4 separate regions of the Homo sapiens genome follow, and regions 2, 3 and 4 are each linked to region 1. Evidence: chromatin loops called from intact Hi-C (ENCODE). Cell type or tissue: natural killer cell. All regions are shown on one strand. Links, peaks and the distances in the headings refer to the core of each region. The heading gives the core; the rest is flanking DNA.

The links. Hi-C counts contacts between places; a loop is a spot of excess contacts. Peaks named below come from ENCODE experiments on the same cell type or tissue, not always from the same donor. Only the 100,000 strongest peaks of a DNase experiment are listed, where the experiment ranks them.
Region 2: it touches region 1 in a loop (4-fold over the local background); 6 of 110 quality-filtered maps call a loop at or near these places.
Region 3: it touches region 1 in a loop (7-fold over the local background); 6 of 110 quality-filtered maps call a loop at or near these places.
Region 4: it touches region 1 in a loop (4-fold over the local background); 2 of 110 quality-filtered maps call a loop at or near these places.

The regions. Positions count from the first base shown.
Region 1 is chr4:36,383,513-36,389,668 of GRCh38, reverse strand. No RefSeq gene overlaps it. Among named protein-coding and RNA genes, the nearest start is that of MIR1255B1, 40 kb to the left of the region's middle. RefSeq lists an enhancer at 3,405-3,604. In natural killer cell, for the core only: no CTCF peak of the experiment used is centred there; DNase peaks (open chromatin) are centred at 3,168 and 3,598; H3K27ac peaks cover 799 bases; H3K27me3 peaks cover 1,377 bases.
Region 2 is chr4:36,282,908-36,289,063 of GRCh38, reverse strand. It overlaps DTHD1 (death domain containing 1), which reads right to left. Exons shown (of 10, transcript NM_001170700.3): 2 at 4,473-5,088. Among named protein-coding and RNA genes, the nearest start is that of DTHD1, 4.4 kb to the right of the region's middle. In natural killer cell, for the core only: no CTCF peak of the experiment used is centred there; a DNase peak (open chromatin) is centred at 2,703; H3K4me3 peaks cover 2,495 bases; H3K27ac peaks cover 3,768 bases.
Region 3 is chr4:36,191,600-36,195,599 of GRCh38, reverse strand. It overlaps ARAP2 (ArfGAP with RhoGAP domain, ankyrin repeat and PH domain 2), which reads left to right. Exons shown (of 33, transcript NM_015230.4): 7 at 1,953-2,022. Among named protein-coding and RNA genes, the nearest start is that of ARAP2, 51 kb to the left of the region's middle. In natural killer cell, for the core only: no CTCF peak of the experiment used is centred there; a DNase peak (open chromatin) is centred at 2,489; H3K27ac peaks cover 1,101 bases.
Region 4 is chr4:36,319,461-36,325,616 of GRCh38, reverse strand. All of the region lies in intron 8 of DTHD1 (death domain containing 1), which reads right to left. Among named protein-coding and RNA genes, the nearest start is that of DTHD1, 41 kb to the right of the region's middle. In natural killer cell, for the core only: no CTCF peak of the experiment used is centred there; a DNase peak (open chromatin) is centred at 2,466; H3K27ac peaks cover 886 bases.

The DNA of each region.
Region 1 (6,156 bases), core at 1,329-5,328:
CATTAGTCCAATTATACAACAAAACCTTGAGGTCATTTTGACTCATTTCCTCTTCTTTCATCCTAGATCCAATTTATTGGCAAGCCTGGTTGATTCCAACATCAAGATATGATAGAACTACTTAATATTATTTGCACTGCTAATACCTCAGAAAACTATCATATCTGGCTTGGATGAGGGCAATTGGCTCCTAATTGGTATCTTCATTTTAACTTTTATTTCCCTAAATGTATTCTACATATAGCAGCCACTAGTGCTACTTAAAAAAAATAAACCTATCATCTCTTCCAGACTCCAGAACTGTGAGAAAACTTATCACATTTCTCTTGAAACTGTTTAATGACTTCTCTTTGCAGTTGAAATGAAAGACAAATCTTTCTCTGTAATTTATCGGGCCCTGCTACCTTTTTGACATTATTTTCAAATACTTGCTTCTCATTCACTTTGCATCAACCACATTGCCCCCCTAGCTGTTTCTCAAATAGTGCTCTGTACTCGTTCTTCCCATTTCCTGGACAATTCTTCATCTAGACATTCACAAGGCTAGTTCACTAATGCCCAACAGGCTATCAGCCAGGACACAGAAACTATATTAGGTATTTCAGTGGAGAAGATTGGAAGTGGAATTGGTTAAGCAGGTACTGAAGGACAGGAACAGCCGACGGCAACATTAAGGCTAACATGACATAGTAAATGCAGGCAGCAGCTACCACTGCTCCAACTGAGACAAACAAAGGGGACGGTTTTAGGTTATCAGAGCCTTGTCACTCAGAGGAGTGTCCACGGAGTTGTGACTCAGATATCTGATAGTGGGCTGGCCATCTGGCATTGGGAGCTTGGGAAATCAAAGGAGGAGTTCCGTGAGATTTGGACTCATACCTCAGAGGAAAAAAAACTGAATGGTGTCTCTCCTCCCACCCCAAATCTATATATTGCAGCCTTAATCCTCAATGTGACTGTGTGTGGAGGTAGGATCTTTAAAGAGGCAGTTAAGGCTAAATATGATTATAAGAGTTGGGGGCCCTAATGCAATATGGCTGATGTCCTTATAAGAAGAGGAAGAGGCACCAGGGATGCGTGCACACAGAGGAAAGCCCTGTAAAGACACACAGCCAGAAGGCAGCTGTCTGCAAGCCAAATAGAGAGTCCTCCGGAGAAACTTTGATCTTGGAATTTCTGCCTCAAGAACTGTGAGAAAAAAATACCACAGACCCAGCCTGTAGTATTTTATTATGGCAGCCAGAGCAGACTGATACAGACCCACTACCTGTGTGTACTGATGCTCAGGGGATCGAATGGGGAGTGAGGATTCTGAGTCAGGGACTCCAAGGAGTCAGAATGTGACTGGTTCAGAAAGTGCCTGAAAACTAGGATCATCTATTTCTTCCAGGGCGGAAGGATCATTTCTAGAGTGATGCTGTCAGAAACAGAATAGGAAGGAAGAAATCCTTTCTTCCTTCTGCACTCCAGTCTTCCTCTAGTGAATTCTATCGGAAAAACTTACGAAATCATCTGACAACGGAGAAACAATTTGCAGAGTCCCAACCACCAGCAAGCCGAAAACAGCATCAGAATCACGCGATCTCTGGCTCTACTCATAGGGAGAAAATATGGTCCCATAAGTCTCAAGTGAGCACTGAAAATCTGTGTTTTTAAGGTGTCCAGTGGATTTTGAAGTTCATCTTCATTTGAAAACTCCTGACCTAAAACAAACCTCTCGTTTTTGTGGTGAGGAAACTGAACAAAGGGCAGTGAAGTGTCTTACGGTCTGTAACTCTGAGGTTCTGGCTACATGTAAGGAAAAAATTAGCACTGAACATCCTAAGCATTTGCCATTAACAACCACTGCCTGCTTAGCTTGGTTGATTTGTTTTTGCATAATTGGTTTATTCATCCACTGGGTGTAAATGGTGTGTTTTGCATTAGCTTGAATTAAAAGAGAATCCCATATATTAGATTATAATAATGTATTTTTTCTAAATAGTTAGGAGATCGCCAATAGGGTACCATAAAACACAGCACTTAGCCCAGTGATGTCTAACAAATTGTTAGACACTTAGAAAAGAAATATAATAGCAAATCAGTAAAACGTATGGGATGGTGGATAAGAGTGTAAACGATATAGCTGACAATAAAGATGAAAACGGAGTTAGTAGATCTGCAGGGATTTTTGTTTATACAGAAAGAACAAAGTGGGAATTCATATGACAAAATTCTCATATCAATGTAGCGTGAAATGAAAAACTATTCTAGTAAGGTATGAGCAGTGTTAGACTAGAGTATAGCTATCCTTTTTGTGTAAGTGGAGAAACAACTCTTTTTGTCTTTAATAAGCAGATTTGGTGGTGAATAACAGCATTTCCTCAGTCTAGGGCACTGAATCATAAATCTTTATAATTTAGTTTTTTTTTTAAATCCAGATCATTTATCAAAGGAACAAAATCAATGTCAGTGGAAGGCACTGTAAAATGTATCCTGTCCTCCATACATTTTAAAACAGCACTATTATTAAACAGTACAGTGCAAGAATCCAATGAAGAATAATTATAGGATTTTATGTTTAAGATTAAAATACTAACCTGGCAATATCTGATTACTTGGCTTGTCTTTTCCTAATTGTATGAAAATATAAAATGATTTTTACTAAACTTGCTGCTTCTCAAAGACAAAGGAGATAGTTCTTGGTGTTAGAATCCTGTGAGAATTTTTTCCCTGAATTTCATACACTGTTCTTCCACTGAGAACAATAAGCAGAGAAACACATGCATAGGACTTTGCATGACATCTACTGGTTAAGTGTGTACATGATACAAAAGCTCATTTTTCTTTGCTCCAAATATATCAGTGGATAACCTCCCCAAGGCTCCCCATGGAAGGACAATGTCCACAGGGCTGAAAGACTTCCTTTCCCCCAAAGGGTTCCATAGATCCATTCTGTAACCCATGGGATTTCATTTTACACAAATAAACATGAATAAATTAGAGAATAAAAGATAATCTAGTTGCAATATCTGGGCTTCCTCATCTATATCTGATTATTTCCTTAAACTCTAGAGTTTTCCCCCTGAAATACATTAACTTGATAAATCAGCAAATGGAACTGGCTTAGAAGTTTGTGAATGACTGAAAGCAGCAGCATGTTCTAGTAACACAGGAAGCGTGTGGTAGGGTTGGTAACTTGTCACACACTGGTAGTGGTCTGAGGGTCAGGTGGAAGTCTTCAGCATCCAAAAATACTTTTTAACATTACCTTAAATTTCACTATTAGAAGGTTATATATTTAAACCACAAACAGGTACATCCCTTTATTAACATGCAAATAATGCAGTGTGTCCATTTGCAGCTTAATCTATTTTTGTGCTGACAACTCTCCACTGTATTTGCCTCCTATCCAGATCCTTCCTCTGACCTTCTCTATGCCCCAGGTGTTGACCACAGCAGACTGAACCGCCCAGGTTCCCTTCTTGGCTGGCTTCTAGTTGAGATGGCTAGTGAAAAGCACTAGCAGGAGATCAAAAGGCAGAAGGAGTGAGATCCTGTGTTGTGGTGTTTTTTTCCTCACTTCCTCATTGCTTTGGTGCTGTGTCTCTTGCAAGAGCTGTGACTCTCCATGAACGTAGTTCCTGTATATGGCCCTTCCTTCAGAGTACAGGAACTTAATATTGTCGATTTCTAAGTGCCTCACCGCCCCTCTATATCCTGTGTTTGTTTTGTAGCTCTGCCTATGACTCTTTAAAAGTAGTGACTTCAATAGAGACTCTATTTGAACCTTCTACTTATTTGCCAGAAACTTTAACAATACCTTTCTAGATGAGACTCAGTTTACATAAAAGGGTACATAAAAGGGTACATAAAAGGGAAGAAATGGAAGAAGGGGAGAGGTAGCATGTGAAGAAAGAAGAGCAATGAAAGGCCAGGAGGCTAAAAAAAGGGACCTCAAACTCTCTTATTTGGCTAAGAACTTTTCCAAAATGACATGTATTTATATGAAAGTGTCCACCTCCATCCCCAAATTAACACTCTGTGCCTAGGGGTAATTTTGTGTTTTGCTTCATTAGAACTTAAGCTCTATGAGAGAATGGTAGTTTTGGGGTTTTGTTGTTGCTTTCTGCCTGCATCTACAGATAACCAAATATCTAGATTGATTAAACTTCCTTGTTATTGCAAAGATTAAAAACATGTTTATATATTAATTACAACAAGTACTTTTATAAAGACAATTGAATCCCTATTTTGTCCTTTGGAGAAGTTATTAACCTTTTCATGCTTGCACTTTCTCATCTATTTAATAGGATACGGCGTAATATAATGGTTAAGAACAGTGATGTACTGGTAAGTGTTTACCAACTGTCTCTCCAGGAAAAAAAATATATATAACGTTTGCTGATCTCTTTGGAGTAAATACTCCCACTAAACTCCTTACTTTTCTATTGCTGCCATAACAATTTCCTTCTCATGCTGCATCTCTCTGACCCTACTTCTGTTTTCACATTGTTTTCTCTGACCACAGGTGGGACAGGATCTTTACTTCCAAGGATTCATGTGATTATATTGAGTCTACCTGGGTAATCCAGGTTTCCCATCTTAAGGTCCTTAACCTTAGTCACATCTACAAAGTTCCTTCCGCCGTGCAAAGTAATGTCTTCACAAGTTCCAGGGATTCAAACATGCATAACTTTGTTCATGGGGACCATCATTCTGGCTACCACACCCACCATGGACAATTTCAAGCAACCAATGTAACATCAGTTGGCTCACAATGTAACATCCAATGTAACATCAACTGGCTCACAAAATCCCTGATAATTCATCAGTTCTGTGAGCCAGATGAAATCACTCCTGCTACCATAATTCAGAGTATAAGTTTCAGAATTAAAAAGTCTGAGTTTGAATTTTGACTTGCAATGTGACTTTGACGAAGTTGCTTCTTTCCTATATCTCAATCCTTATCTGCTTAATGGTGATAAAAATAGTACAAATTCACTAGGTTTTTAATGAGAATTGACAACAGAGATAATACATGTAATTAGAAAATGTGAGTATTCAATATACATTAAGAATTACTTTTATGTTTCCATCATCTTTTCAAACATTTTATGTTTGATAGTAGGAGTCCAAATGTTTCTTATCCCAGTAAGCGAAAATATTAAATACCAATGTATACAGTGACTACATAATTAGAAAGCTCAGAGCACTTCTTTTCTTCCTAAGGCACGTGTAATGTATGTTCATAATGATTATTCTAAAATGGATCGAGAGGCTCAAGGGCCTTCTGAAACTTCAAAGAAAGACACAGTAAATTTGGCAGTATTAGTGTTACTTCAATTTTGAACTAGCCAAATTCTTAGTTGCTGTTATTAAAATTTTCAAATAACTGTAATATTAAGGCTTAAGAACAAAACACCCTAAGCTAGGTAGGAGTAAGGCTGGAGTAAAATGTCCTTGCAGCATAGTCGGAGGGGGGGGGGAAGCATTGTTGTGAATGTACTCCTTTCGGTAAAGATGTGAATGAACCAGGAGCGAGGGGCTTGAAGGAGGTGGGGAGACTGACAAGACGTTATATTGAGTGAAGTCTGGGTTACAGCATCTCATATATTTGATACACAGGGTTGGAGATGTCACCTTACATCCCTCTTAAGACTTCTGACCAAATAAATGTTCTTCCACGATTTTTCTCATCTCGAGTATCTAAAATATTCTATAACTTTGGAGCCACAACAAGACTGCCAGATGGGACACAATTTACTTGTTCATGTATTTAATAGTTACATATTTATTGTGAAGATTCAGAAATTATTCATAAAAGAAAAAAAGTGGACAAAAGATATGTGAGGTTCAGATGTGATCTGCAGGTTTGCTTATGGCTCCAGCCACTTGTTCCAAACATAGAGAGTAGTTTCTGAGTTATCTAAGGTCATGAAGTATTTCAGGTATTGATTCTCTGTCTAGTTCATTTAAATAATATAGAAATATGTGAGGGGAATATCCCTGATCTCAAAAACTTTATGATTGAAGTAAGGAAAAAATGAGATTATGTGTACCTGCAAGAGCTAAGTAATAACAAATCAATAGTCAAAACAAACAAACAAAAAAACCACAAGAAGCATATGGCTAAACAGGAAAGGGTAATAGGGGTGAGGTGTACAATGAATTCAG
Region 2 (6,156 bases), core at 1,044-5,043, 100 kb after region 1:
ATAGAAATCCAAAAAATATGTAGAAATTGCAGAGAGGGTCATTGATTTATGTTTACAATTCTAAACTCATAGTTAGAAGGAATAGAAAGTGACTCAGCACATTGTTCTGCTTGAGTATTCTTTGGTGATGGTGATAAAAATAATTCAGAAAATGAGAAACATTGTTTAATAGAGGATACAGTGACCCAGCGTTGTATAACTTTAGGAATGACTCTCCTCTGTGCCTTGGAAACCATCTGAATACACTTTTCTTCCAGGAGTTATGTTTCTCAACTGACAGATGAAGTAGAACAAGGTGACTTTTAAATGGTTCCATTCTCTTTAGCCCTAGTCAAATAGATTTAGGCTAGACAGTAAAATACAGTTATGTGGCATGGCACTGGTATACAAATAGACACATAGACCAGTGGAACAGAAAAGAGGACCCTGAAATAAAGCCAAATACTTACAGCCAACTGATCTTCAGCAAAGCTTACAAAAATATAAACTGAGGAAAGGACACCCTATTCAACAAATGGTGCTGGGATAATTGGCAAGCCACATGTGGAAGAATGAAACTGCATCCTCGTTTCTCACCTTATACAAAAATCAACTCAAGATGTATCAAGGCCTGAAACCATAAAATCAGACCTGAAACCAAAAAAAGTTCTAGAAGATAACATCAGAGACCCAGCACAGTGGCTCACGCCTGTAATCTCAGCACTTTGGGAGACCGAAGCGGAAGGATCACCTGAGGTCAAGAATTCAAGACCAGCCTGAACAATATGGTGAAATCCTGTCTCTACTAAAGATGTAAAAATTAGCTGGCATGCTGGTGGGCGCCTGTAGTCCCAGTTACTTAGGAGACTGGAACAGGAGAATTGCTTGCACCTGGGAGGTGGAGGTTGCAGTGAGCTGAGATCGTGCCACTGCACTCCAGCCTGGGCGAAAGAGCAAGACTCCATCTCAAAATAAAATAAAATAAATTTAAAAAGATAACATCAGAAAAACCTTTCTAGACATAGGCTTAAGCAAAGACTTCATGACCAAGAACCCAAAAGCAAATGCAACAAAAACAAAAATATATAGGACTTAACTAGACTAAAAAGCTTCTACACAGCAACATAAACAATCAGCAGAGTAAACAGACAACCAACAGAGTGGGAGAAAATCTTCTCAATCTATATATCCGACAAAGGACTAATATCCAGAATCAACAAGAAACTCAAACAAATCCAGAAGAAAAAACAAACAATCCCATCAAAAAGTGAACTAAGGACATGTATAAACAATTATCAAAAGAAGATATGCAAATGGTCAACAAACATATGAAAAAATGCTCAACATCACTAATGATCAGGGAAATGCAAATCAAAATCACTATGCAATACCACCTTACTCCTGCAAGAATGGCCATAATCAAAAAACAAACAAACAAGATGTTGGTGTGGATGTGGTGAAAAGAGAACACTTTTACACTGTGTGTGGGAATGTAAACTAGTAAAACCATTATGGAAAACAGTGTGGAGAATCCTTAAAGAACTAAAAGTAGAAGTACCATTCAATCCAGCGATCCCACTACTGGGTATCTACTCAGAGGAAAAGAAGTCATTATGTGAAAAAGATACATGGATACTCATGTTTATAGCAGCGCAATTCACAATTGCAAAAATATGGAACCAGCCCAAATGCCCATCAATCAAGTGGATAAAGAAATTGTTACATATACATATTTATATCATGCCCTGGAATACTATTCAGCCATAAAGAGGAATGAAATAATGGCATTCACAGCAACCTGGATGGAATTGGAGAACATTACTCTAACTGAAGTTACTCAGGAATGGAAAAACAAACATTTTATTTTCTCGCTTACAAGTGGGAGCTGAGCTCTGAGGATGCAAAGGCATAAAAATGATACAATAGACTTTGGGGACTCTGGGGAAAGGGTGGGAGGGAGGTGAGGGATAAAAGACTACACATTGGGTACAGTGTACACTGCTCAGGTGATGGGTGCACCAAAATCTCAGAAATCACCACTAAAGAACTTATTCGTGTAACCAAACACCACCTGTTCCCCTAAAACCTATTGAAATAAAAAAAAATAAGAAAAATTTTTAAATTAAAACTTTTAAAAATAAAATACAGGTATATAGAACATAAAGGCATACCAGTCAAAAATGGACTGCACATATAATGGTGGTCTTAAAAATTATAATACTGTATTATTGCTGTACCATTTCTATGTTTAGATATGTTTAAATACACAAATACTTAGCATTGTGTTTTAGCTGCCTAAAGTATTCCGTATAGTAACATACTTTACAGGTCTGTGGCCTGGGAGCAATATGCTATACCATGTAGACTAAGCGTGCAGTAGGCTATACCATCTAGATTTGTGTATGCACATTCTGCAGTGTTTGCACAATTGACAAAATCACCCAACCATCCATTTCTGTGAACATGTCCCCATCATTAAGTAACCGATGACTGTAATCACATTGGTTTACTCTAGCCTTATTTTCCCTTTTTGTATACACCAGGACAGCTAGGAAGAGATAGGTTGCTTTCAGAAAGCTATACGGGGGAATTGACAACACATTCTGAGTGAGGTTTTGTTTATCACACACATCTTTTATGTGGCATGATGGCTTCCTAGGCCGAGGGATTGCAATGAGTACTCAACTTCTGAAATATACAAGCCAAGCACAATTGGTTTGGGTGCTGCAAAGAGGAAGTCACTAACCAGGAAACACCTAAAGGAGGTGTTAGAGGGAGTAGTTCAGGCAATGACTCATTAACCGATGCTTTGAGTCATTTCTGAATGTGAGAATATGGAGCTTCAATGTTTTTCTCAAGTGAAACAGGTAACCACATATAGACTACTTTAGCAGTTGTTTTGTTGGAGCGGTAATTCTTACAAATCATGTGGATCTATCATGCACTGAATATCCTCAACCATAGAATTCATCAGACTCTGACCTGTAGAAACATTACGGCCAAATTAGAACCACCTCTTCATTTTATGGGCGAGATAACTAAGGTCAAGGTGAGCAAAATGACTTGCCTAAGATCATAGTCCTCAAAATGGTATCATACACCTGAAAGAGCATCAGTACATCAAAGCAGAGATGGGGGTAATGGAACAATGGTAGTGAGTGACAGGTGAAGAAAGTGAGAGTTTTTGGAGCTAAAATAAATGAATAGACTAACATTTACCTGGTGTGAATATCTGAAAAAGTGGCCTGGTGTTAGGTCGTTTAAGTGATTTTCTCATTTGACCTTACCAAATAATCCCAGGATGTATATATTATTTCTACAAATAAGTAAATTAGGCTGAGAAATGAAGCAAGTTGCCCAGGGTCACAGAATTAGTATGTAATAAAACAGAAAGTGAAATTTAAGTTTGTCTGATGCCCAAAACACATATTTTTTTTTTTCACTTCTAAGCGTGTTATGTTTGTCTGGGAAAATATGGTCTGTGAATATCTTATTTTATACGGACAAATAGGGCCTTATTACCTCTTTGCACAGGAGAGAAAATTTATAAAATAGATTGGTCTTTCTCACTTTTTTGAAGTTATGGTCTCCTAGAGAATCTGATGACAGTTCTAGACCATATCCAAGGAAATGAAATAGGTCTGAACATACACATTCAATTTTAAGTACCTCCCAAAGCTCATCCATAAAATCCCTAGAGTTCTACAGACACGGGTTTAAAACTCATAATGATTTTCTTGAGAATATAAATAAAGTGAATCTGAGGCTAAAACATTCTCTCCAAATCTTCTAACACCCTACAGTCTTCTAGTTTTTCTTATTATATTTGAACTCGTAGTAATTTGCAAAGTATTCATGATCTGGACAATTGCTCATTTTAACTACTTTCGTATCTACTCAATTCCTTCCTCTTTAAAAAAATGTAATGTGTTTGTTTCTTAAAGCTATAAGAAATAAACAATATTAATAATAGTGGCCATATAAATTTTTATAGGAGTGATTTAAGCTGAATTACTGATTACAATATCTTTGGGAGGTATGAAATGGAAATACTATGCATGTTGCTATAGTCTAACTGTTTGTGTCTCCTCAAAATTCATGCATTGAAATCCTGACCCCCAAGGTGATGGTATTAGGAGGTGGGTCCTTTTGGGATATGATTAGGTCATGAGGGTGGAGCCCTCATGAATGAGATTAATGTCTTTATAAAGCAGGCCCAAGGGAGCTTGTTCACTTTTTCCACCATGTGAGGACACAGCAAGAAGGCACCTTCTATGAACCAGAAAGCCCTCACCAGACACCAAATCTGCTAGCACCTTGATTTTGGATTTCCAAGCCTCCAGAACTGTGAGAGATAAATATCTGTTGTTTAAAAGCTACTCACTTTATGATGTTTTGTTGTAGCAGCCTGAATGAACTAAGACATGTACTAACTATAGAAACACACATATAAGTAGGCATACTTAAGCACTTCCCACATTGCATTTACTTACTCCTTTTCCATTATGTTATTCTTGTGCTTTATATTCTCTGAATCATTGGGAAGAGTACTATTTATATATTTCTTGGAGATATCACATATTATTGAGGATGTGGTCATCTCTTCTCTTGGGCTTTCTGAAGTCTCTTGAATTTCTGTCTCTGTTGTCTGAATTATGCCATGAGTCTCTTCCCTGTTGCCATTTATGTTCTCAACAGTCATGTGTTCTATTTGTTTATCATCTTCATTTTCTGCATTATCTGGGAACATTTTATTCTGTGACTCTTCTTGCCCCAGTACACGTCCATTCAGTGATGTATTGTTTTCTTTTTCCACTAATGCTGAACTCATATGTGTTTTATTTTTTTCTAACTGGACCTGGTTTGTGTAATGACTTTCCTCTCCATTTGTGGGAGAAACAGTAGCTGTTTCTATGACATTTAGTTCCCCTCTTGCAGCAATGTCTGCTGCTTTGGTATCTTGAATGGAGGACATTGTCTGCTGTGGAGTACATTCATCATGCATGCCGCATAAATTACAAATCTCCTTTTCTTCTTTCTTTAGAAGTGCAGCAGTGCTCCCCAAATGTTCAGTTATTTTTATGAGGCAGTCTATGAAAGTAATGATTTCTACACACACATACATGGACACACAAAGAATAAATACAAAACTAAACCAAATTATGTTTCTGCACTGACATCTAATGAAACATGGCAAGATAATTTTAGAAACCTACAAAGACCTTTACTGTGCATTTAAGCCAAACTCCTGAAGGAGAAGTAATTGTATAACTGTCACTCTTTTAACAATTGTAGGATTGACAACAAACCATTTTTAACATGGTAGCAAAGAGTAAATCTAATCCCTCTTGCTTATAAAGATACTTCGAATATTTAAAGACAAATGTCATAACCTCTTGCTCCCCCAATAAGAACTGAAGTCAACATCTCCCTCAATTGTTTTTCATTTGGTATGATTTTGAGAACTCTTCTTTTACCACTGGATGTACAATAGTTTATCAATGATCCATTTAAAATGCTGGGCTGAAAATTAGGCGAACACTCCAGATGAGGCTTGGGTGGCAGAAACACCATACCTCCATTATTTCTGCCAATGTAGATGCTTTGTTTTGGAGCCTAGTTTACTGCTATAAGAATTGGATTAGGTTTATACTATTCCTCCTGATGAATTTGTGAGCATTGGAAATTTTCAAATTAGTCCTTCAGAGAATAGCTCTGACCATACCAATTCTCTGATTGGAACCTGAAGTGGCTACTCAAAGCCTACTAACTCAGGTCAACCTTCTTCACTCTGAAGTAAACTCTTAGCATGATCAAATCTTATATAATCTCTCACTCCGTCATCATTCTTCCCACTCTCCTATTTGTTCATCCTGCTTCTCCTCACTACTGAGGTCACCTGATGACTTCTTGCAGGCTTAGTACCTCTCTAGTCTTTAGAATTCAGTTCTGAACTAAAGAATAGGTAATTTAAGGCCCCATAGCTTAGTGTTTTTAAAGCCATCACCAAATCATCCCTTCACCAGTCAGGGCTTTTCTTTGGGATCCAGTTCTGACAACTTGTGTTTTGTTTTGTTTTGTTTTTGTCTTATACCTGAGAACTTGTCTTTATTTTTAACTCCTATTCTGGTAACCAAGTCCTTGTTTTTTTCTGAATATATATTTGCTTGTTATATT
Region 3 (4,000 bases), core at 1-4,000, 190 kb after region 1:
AGATTATATATGTAATTGAGCTCTAGCTTACTGTCATTCCCAGTGTGAAGTGGGTTGTGTCCCAAAGCAAAATCTTGATTTACTGAATTACTGTTTGGATTGTGTTAGAAGGTATGTATTTCTCTGCCTTTAAGTGTGGAAGAGATAAAATGAAATGAGCAAAAAGTGACTAATTTATCCAGTGTATAATTATTGTGTTTGCTTAATATTTCTTTACCTTTCAACATTTAATGCTGAGAATTTAAGGAACCCTGTGTTGCTAGAAAAAGTAAAAACCAGATGGCTCTAACACTGTTGGATGTTGCAAAGTGAGGAAAACCCATTGCAGACAGGCCAAGAAAAGTTAAATTCTAGAAGCTGAAAGATGAAAAATAAGATGGAAAGAGGGCTGGGTGGTCAGTTGTGGTAATATGCTTTTAAAGTAATTTTTTTGAGATGGGGCTCTCACTGTGTTGCCCAGGCTGGAGTACAGTGGTGCAGTCGTAACTCACTGTAGCTTCCACCTCCTGGGCTCAAATGATCCTTTCAACCTGAGCCTTCCAAATAGCTTGGACAACAGTTGTGCGCTACCATGCCTGGCTATTTTTTTTTTTCCTGTATGTTTTGTAGAGACAGGGTTTTGCCATGTTGCCCAGTGATCCACCCACCTCAGCTTCTCAAAGTGATGGGATTATAAGCATGAGCCACCACGCCTGGCCAAAATTTTTATTTTATATTTTTTTTCTGTAATTAGAATTAAATATGAAGTGGTTATATGCTTTTAAGATATTTACATGTAAATTTACATGTTCTTATTACTTCATAATTAATTCAATGCTTATATGTGAAAATGTTGTCTGCAGTAAAGAATCTCAAAAATTTTTTATATTTGATCAGATTTGGTATAATTTTATCTTATGCAGAACATATTTGCTAACAATTAATTTGGGAGGCTTGCTGTGTTTCACTTGCATAATAGATGTGTGGCTGGGGAACCAGCCCAGAGACAAGCTCTCTACACTTCCTGAAGTTCTTTTTCTATTGTCTTCTGAGAGCCAAGAAAAGTTATGCCAACTCCTTGTTTTAAACATTTCAGAAAATTGCAAAAGCACAAGGTAGACAGAGTTGATATTTGTTTAGAAATAATATTTTTTAAATTTTTTAAAAAATAAGAAGTTCGTTTTCGTATATTTTCTGTGTTAAAGACCAAAAGTACCTATGGTTGTCTGCCTTCAGGGAAGGAGAATATAAAATAAAAATAAAAAGCAAGCCTAAGTAAAAACAGTTCTTCACTTCTTCCTTATATAGTCAGAAAAATAGTTTATTTTTTCTTTTAAGCCTGCAACATGTGATATCTTTTTTTGCTTTTGTTTTTCATGTCAGTAGCCATTTTAAACTACCTTTGCCTTTCATATGATCATTTAAAAAATATACTAATCTTTCACTGAATTTTGAATGCTTATAAATGATTCTGTATATTTGTTCAGGTCTTTTTCAGCTTAATCAAAATTCAATATGTTTTCCATGTAAATCCAATTGACAAAGCCTTGTTATTTTAGTAAGATATTTATGCCCTAAAACAAAAATCAAGGGAAAATAAAATAGATATATAAGCTTAATGAGGGATGAAAGCTTATATTATCTTCGTGGAAGGATTATCTTTATTATTAGAAATGGGTTCAGTGACAGTGTTTCTGACCACATTTTGTTGTGCACCGAACCTTACAAATGTGTGCAACAACGCTGTTAATTTTGTCATTAACAAAAAATTCCTAGGTCAACTGATTAGAAAGTACTATTATGCTATTTTTTCCTATGTGCCATGGCCAAAACTGTGTATTATCATAGCCTATTGTTGTCTATGGTGTTTAACATTAAATAATAATATATTTACACGGTTACATTACAAATGAATTTAACAATCTAAGTTCATGTTACTTGAATGTAAAATAACAATTTCATATGTTTTGCAGAAAACGCATGTTTCAAAAGAGATGGGTGAAATTTGATGGCCTTAGCATTTCTTACTACAATAATGAGAAGGTAAATACATTTTACAGTTTTCAAAAATTGCTTTTTTATGCATACGAAGAGTAAAATAAGCAAGCAGTTTGGTTTTTAAGAATAGGAGGTAGATTCTCAACATGAAAAGAATTTGAAGTTGCAACTAATAAATATATTACCATATGCTTAGTTAATTAAAATCAGATGATTTTTGTCTTAAGTATGTACTTTCTCTTAACACACTAATTTTAAGATTTAACCACATGCTCTTTTTTGTAGCTCATAATCTAACATAATTTTCTCATTATTTGGAGATTTCCACCCCCTAATATTGGCAATACCTGTGGCTCTAATAGATATTTAGCCTTCTTTTTATATATTGCTTCTTTATTGCTGCAGGACAGAAGAATATATGCTTTTAGACAGTAACACATACTGCAACATAACACACATTGCATGCTCTATGGCTGAGAATAATGGAAGATATAGAGAGGTGTTAATTGTTTGGTTTCATTTTGCAGTGACTCAGAGCATCAAATCGGTATAAACACATCTCTTGGAGGTTTGCAAGATGGTTGGATGAATATTTTTGAAAAGCCATTTTCTTTTTTTTCTTTTTTGGAGACAGAGTCTTGCTCTGTTGCCCAGGCTGGAGTATAGTGGCAGGATCTTGGCTCACTGCAGCCTTTGCCTTCTGGGTTCCAGCGATTCTCCTGCCTCAGCCTCCTGAGTAGCTGGGATTACAGGTGCACACCACCATGCCTGGCTAATTTTGTAATTTTAGTAGAGACAAGGTTTCACCATGTTGGCCAGGCTGGTCTCAAACTTCTGATCTCAAGTGATCTGCCGCCTTGGCCTCCCAAAGTGCTGGAATTACAGACATGAGCTACCACGACCAGCCTTAAAAGCTGTTTTCTGTTTTAGCTACTATTTTTTTCTAGTTTGCTTGTACATTTGAGTCTTAAGACAATTCGTTGCCTAGGTTGAGTAGAAGGTAGTCTCTATAGCTGATGGAATCTCACTGCTGGTTTTCTCCAGCACCTGTAACCTTTTCTGGTTTGATTGAAATAAGGAGGAAAACTACTCAGGAGTGAGACAGGCTTCCATGCCATAAAACTGTTGCTGGCACTACCATTGTTTTCATTTGAGATAATTTCTAGTAACTGTGTCAAACTGGACTGTTTTTCCCTCTTTCCCTCTGTTTGTTCTTTTAAAGCTTATCTCAACTGCAGTGAAGAGATGAGGACCTCTCACGTTTTTAGTTATTGATGCAATGAAAATGATGCAGCTTGGTTTGAAATTAAAAAGTTCATATAAAAATGAGATATTGCAAATCATTTAGCTTAATATTAAAAAAATTTAAGTTGTTATTTTCTGTGACACTTCATCCATTTATTGTCTAGATGGTTGGTTACATTTTGGCAAAAAAAAAAAAAAAAAAAAAAAAACAGAAACACTGGATTTGGTGTTTCCTAAAAGGAGAGAGAGTTTCTGTTGTGACTCTTCTAGCAAAAGGGATGCATAGGTGTGGCCATAGCCACTATTTTGGCTGGGTGACCCGGTGTTAACAGCTATGAGAACTGAACAGTTGGGTCTTTTAATGTTTAAATGTGCACTTGAGGAGCATGTGGTTGGGCCTTTGGGAGGTAGCGTGCACAGTTACACATTCCCTAGGTTTCTTCCACTTTCTTTGAGGCCGCCAATCATGTCTCTGTAAGGACTCCTTCATTATATCACAGAAAATGGCATGATCCAAACAGCCTTGATATTTTATCCCCTGCAAAGAAATCTAACTCACCCCCATTTTCACCCAGCTGTGGGCAGAATTGCCCTGTGATCGTTTCATTGTCTCAAATTGGTAGATAAATGACAGGCTTGCCCTAGATACCTGTGTGTTACAGGCTCAAGGGATGCTTTAAAATTTCTTTCCTTAAGGAAAATTTTATACTCTGAAAAACACAGGCATTTTGAGCATTGTTGTCATTTGAGTATTTTTTTCTTTATTGTCTTTATCTTG
Region 4 (6,156 bases), core at 820-4,819, 64 kb after region 1:
CAAATCCTGAATCTCTCTCTAACTCTGTTCTTTTCTTGCTATCTTTACTGTCATGATCTTACATAGGCTATCACACTGTCTTCTGTGGACTATTTCATTAGCTCTTTATTTTACTATTGCTAAGCTCATCCATTTCTAGTTTATCCTTATAGGCTGTCGTAGTAATGTTGCTAACAAAACTTGATCATATCACTCTCCTAGTTAAAATTTTCCAATGGCTTTCCAATGGCTTTAGCTGTTACTCAAAAGATAAAAGATCAACTTAATTATAAACAAACCAGATACCTATTTCTCCATCCTCAATTATGGCCATACCAGTTTCAAGAGTATCAGTAGATGAGAGATTTTGTTGTTTACTCAAAAACTAAGGGTCTCTGGTTTGCATGTGCTCTCTATGTCATGAAATCAATCACAGTTTTTTGGTGAATTTTGACAGAAAGCTTGCTACCACAACTACAGAGTCATTTAGTTAATCTAAGTAAGGAATTAAAGGCCCTCCATAATCTTTCCCCAGCTTATTTCCAACATGACATTTCCAAATCTTCCCCTGAAGAAACAGGTGCATTCATCATCCTTTCTCGGAACACGTCTTGTGCTTGACCACTTCAAAGTTTCTACTCATGCCATCTCTCTTGTGTGAAACTCATTGCCCCTTTCTCTCTTCCTCTCCAGACCCTAAACATTCTCTGCAATCATTTTGCTCCCTGAAGCACCCGCAAGTCACCTCAGTCCACAGCGTTCACCCCCTTCTCTGAAATGCCCTAGCATTTAACATCTTACTATTCATTTGCAATTAACAATCAGTTCCTGCCTTTTGCTATTGCTGTATTGTTGTATTCAATTATTATTTATCTCTTGCTTTGTTTTATAACTTTTAAAGTTTTATACTTTATTTCCTAAACTGGACTGTAATCTCCTTGAAAGCTAGAATTTTGGCTTCTACTATTATTATTATCACTTTTAGGCCTTACAGAATATCTTGTATATATTAGGGATTTTGTGGTTGCTAAATTAACGTGTTGACTGATATAATACATCTACAGAAGAAAAAATAAAAACAAAAACAGTTGAAGTTCATAAACTAAAATCTGTTTGAGTTAATGAGCATAACTTTTTACTTATTAAATGTTACAGTTTTAAGAGAATAAGTGCAAACACATCAATGAAATTTTAATTATCAAATTTATTTAGATAGGCAGGAATATCTGTGCTTCCTTTGTAAAAGAAAAATCAAAAGCCCTATAACGATACAGTGCCCAATTCCTGTTTAGTTATACTGCCCTCTAAACAGAGAAAACCTTATCTTTTAAAGCCAAGAGTTGAAGGAGGAAGGAGGAGGGAGGCGTTGAGAGGGGCCAGAGAAGGAGAAAGGGGAGAAGGGACAGGAAAAAGAAGGTGCAGAGGAAGAGATAAGGGGAGGAGAGTGGAGGGGAAAGGAAAAAGAAAAGGGAAAGGGAACAAGAGAAAGGAATGGGGGGGAGGAGAAGGGAAATAATCTCTTCTCATTAAACTGGTTGTCAAAGTACTTTCCAAAAAAGAACACAGGATCCTGTTTCTGACTAAACCAGCTTTGTTCATTTTCCCCTCATGTTCCTCTTAGTGACATGGTCAAAATTGTGGCTTTGAAGGTCATTCTGGTTGCCTGTAGGAAAGTGGAACTGCAGACATGAGGATAACATGTAAGGGAGATGCATGGAGTGCCAGAGTTCTCCCTTCTCCATCCATCCTTCTCATTGGAAAGAGTGAGAAGATTTTGGAAACTTTTAGAGGTTAAAAAATTAACATAATATTTCTACTTACCAAGAACCTAGTGGCTTTCTTCTGTAATTGATAGGGGAAGGGACATGATGCACCAAACATGTTACTGGAATTAACTCTAGTATAGAAAGCATGACACTAAGTTATGGAAAACTTAACAATCACAATGTGGGCACTATTCCCTCAAAAACCACAGCAAGAACAAAGCAAAACAAAACAAAATCCTGATTTTTCTTATAGGAATTTCTTCTAATGTGCTCTTTCAATCTGCTTTTTAAAATACCTAGCAATAACATAATAAGTTCCATTTGATCCTTCAACCCTAATATAATTTTGTAAAATTACTGCAACTGAGAAGTCTGAGTAGAATTAAAATGCTTTTGGATGTAAACATTTTTTAATGGTTCAGAATCATCTCATTTATCTAGTCAAAATTGCTTTGGTATTTCATATTGGTGGAAAAAATAATATAGGAACAACATTATCCCTAGCAGAGCAGTGAGATGGTAATGAAATCCAAAGTGGTGAAAGTGGCGATTCTGACGAACTGATTCTTGCACTGCCATCTGCCTGCTTCCTCCCTTTGACACAGCAAGTTATTTAATGTGGTGAGAAAGAAAGTGTTGAAGCAGTATCATTATTTACTAGAAATCACATGTCAGGAGTTCAGTTTAAAAAAATAATAATCCAGGAAGTTCAGGCTAAGCAAAACTTGGGTCAACAGATGGCTTACGTAAATGTGTGGGTTAGGTTTTACTGGGAAACTCCAGCCTCGAATAGGTGACAGCAGTCAGATCTGGAGCCCTTCTTTCCTTCAAAACAAAACCTCTAAGTAGGAGGAAGGAGTCAAAAGCAGTCACAACCCAAGTTAGCACAAATAAGCAAATGGCATATAGTCACCTATCTGGCGTGACTTCAGACGCACGCACACATGCACAAAATATTCTCTCCACTCCCTTCCATCTAAAAAACCTTTGAGAGTTTTTTGAAACTTGCCTTGTTTCTGCCAAAATACAATTATGTGCAGTGTGAACTGAATTTACTTGAACATTTTGTGAAAGGAGAAAGGCTGAGGCACAACTTCAGAAAGATTTAGTGGTGAATCATTATTCTTTTCAGCCACATATTTTCAAATATATTGTTTGTGGGATCATTTTCAGAAGATTATATAGAATATGAAGTATCACCAGGACGCTTACTATCTTACAAACCTCATCATCTTTCTGTGGCCCTCACATGCGCACTGACCATCACAGCCTTCCTTCGAGTCCTTGACTTGAAATGCGTGCCCGTCTCGGAGTCTTGGAACTTGCTGCGTCTCCCACTTGGATGCTCTCCTGGCCATACAGGAAGGTTCTGGTCTCCGGTTGCTCCTCAGCTCGGTAGTCCCCTCCACAGTGAGGTCTTCCCTAGCTATCCCACCTACCAACTCACACCACCAATTCTGTCCATCTTCTAATGCTAATTTATTTTCTTCCTTGGCACTTCTCACTGTCCTCCTCACATTTTTGGTCCATAAAATGCAAGTTCTATTTATATATACCCATTCACTCATGTTTATTGAGCATCTAACTTATGCCTGACACCATTCTAGGTACTTGTGATTTGGCAGTGAACAAAAAATGTTCCCCGTCTTCACAGAGCTTACTTTCTAGTTATGGAAGAGAGGGTTTTTCTGCAAGAAATGTACAAATGAAGAAACACATGTAAAAACGGAGAAATGACTTAGAGGGAAAAAATAGGGCAGATTAAAGAGGATTAGGAATGTCAGGTTGCAGGGTAAGAGTAGATTGCAATGTTAGAGTCAGGGTAAACCACAGAGAGAAGGTGAAGTTTCAGCAAAGAACTGAAGGAGGTAAGGGTAACAGACATGCAGATATCTGATGGAAGAACATTCCAGCAAGGGGAATCACTAACACAAAGACCTAAAGCAGAAGCAGGTGTGGCATATTCCAAAAACTCAAGAGGGTCACTGTGGTTGAATAAGTGAGGAGGCGAGTAGAGCAGAGAATGCCTTGGAGTCAGTGAGGGCCAAGTTCACACAGAGCCTTTATTCTGATGGAAGCTGGGAGCCACTGAAGGGTTTGGGGCAGAGGCATGAGATGATTTGACTAATGCTTTAAGGCAGTAGTCCCCAACTATTTTGCCACCAGGAACCAGTTTCGTAGAAGACCATTTTTCCATGTTGGAGGGATGGTTTCAGGATGATTCAGGCAAGTTAAATTTATTGTGCTCTTTATTTCTATTATTATTATATTGTAATATATAATGAAATAATTATATACCATAATGTAGAATCAGCGGGAGCCTTGAGCTTGTTTTCCTGCAACTAGAAGTTCCCAGCTGGGGGTGATGGGAGACAGTGACAGATTATCAGGCATTAGATTCTTGTAAGAAGCACACAACCTAGATCCCTGGCAGGTGAATTTCACAATAGGGTTTGCACTCCTACAAGGATCAAATGCCGCCACTGATCTGATAGGAAGCAGAGCTCAGGCAGTAATGCAAGCAATGCAGAGTGGCTGTAAATACAGATGAAGCATTGCTCACTTGCCCAACGTTCACCTCCTGGTTCCTAACAGACCACGAACTGCTACCATTTCATGGCCCAGAGACTGGGGACTCCTGCTTTAAGGGATAACTCTGCCTATGAGTTGAAAACATGCTATAAAGAAGAAAGGGAAAAATGAGACCCTACATACCAGGACACCACTATACGTTGAGCCTTTGGGATACACTGTTTGTTGAATTAATTAATATATGAATGAATGAACTACAGAGGCTGAAGAATAAGAGACGCAGAGATCCTCACAAGTATGAAGTAAAAAGTGATATGTCTTCTCATCTTTATGAATCAGACACAGTATATTAACATCACACATTATAATTATGTGTGTGGTTCTATGCCTAGATACATATATGTAAATATTTACTGTTTGTTCTCTGTGAAGCACTTTTAATTTTGACAAATACCTTCACCTATTTTATGCTACATGTATAAATATCCACATAGTGTCATGTTCATTAATGCCAAGCTACTGCTATATTAGGCTACTTCCATTTCCTGAAAAATAGCACATTCTAATACTGCTTAGTTGAGGTGAATTTTTTAAATTCTGATGAAATAAGTCTCATCTTGCAAAACTAAATGTCATAGTTTCAATTCCCATTTAGTTATACTAGTTTGAAAAGAAAAAAGTTCCCACAGCCACAGATTCTTTTTCAACCTGACAAACTTATTTCTGAAGACTTTGGGCACAAGAAAGGGCTCAAAGAGTGAATCTGGAAAGCCCTATACGAACCCATCTGGAATAAAAAGAAAGCACAGATGGCCTATTGGCAGTAGATTCATCTATGAAAGACAGCAGAAGTTTAAATGTACTATTTTTAAACATGCCAATATAGTTTCAGGATTATCAATTTCAAGGTTGAGTAACTGTAAGGTTTGCAGAGATTATCTTGTTCATCTAGTTAGTCACAAATATTTATCAAGCATGTACTATGTGTCCGCACTGGCAATACAGAGTTGAGCTGGACAGTGTCTGTGCCTGCGCAGTTCGTTGCATGCATTCTCAATTTTGGTAATGTCACCCTTGGGGAGAGAAAATTCGTTCTTGGCTGAGACACAAAAAGGCTTACTCTTTCAGATGTATAAAACACAGATAAATATATGGTACATAGACATACAGTATATCCGTGGTAATAAAATTTCACAAGGAGAGGTGATTAGAAAAAAAAATATTTCAGAAAAAAAGACTCCCTGAAAAGCCATTACAGCAACAAGGGAAGGAAACAAGCAAGTGGATGTCATGAAATATGGTAACTACAGTGATAAGGAAAGTACAAAATGCCGTAGCTCCATATACCAGGAACACTTAACCTGGTACAAAGGAGGAGTGAGGGAAGGCTTCCTTGGCAAGGCTGCACTTCAGCACCGATGTGAAAGAGGTTCAGTAAGAATTACTCAGGCACATAGGTAAGGAATGGTGTGTTACAAGCAAAACAGAGAAGAAGCTGACGCAAAAGTACTGGACAATCGTAAACACAGACTTTTACTGAGGAAAATCTATACAAACCCCTAAATTATCTATGTTGGCTAATTTGGCTTGACTAATTTGGCTACTTTTATAAAGTCAGGCAACAGAGGAAACACTAATAAGTGAAAGCTGAATTCCTATCACATTTTTGGACTTCATGTCTGTCGTCTCTGACATAACGGCCTTTCTTTGCATGGTCTGCCATCATCTCAGTAAGGCCCTTACCGCCTCTTGCCAGAGAATTCCAACCACCACTGGCTTGTCTCCCTTTCATCCTCTTATGGCAGCAAAGCAACGTGAGGCTTTCTGGAAGCAATGTGCCAGCTGAGCTGCCTGGAGAGCAGCCCTTAGGTACCCCTCT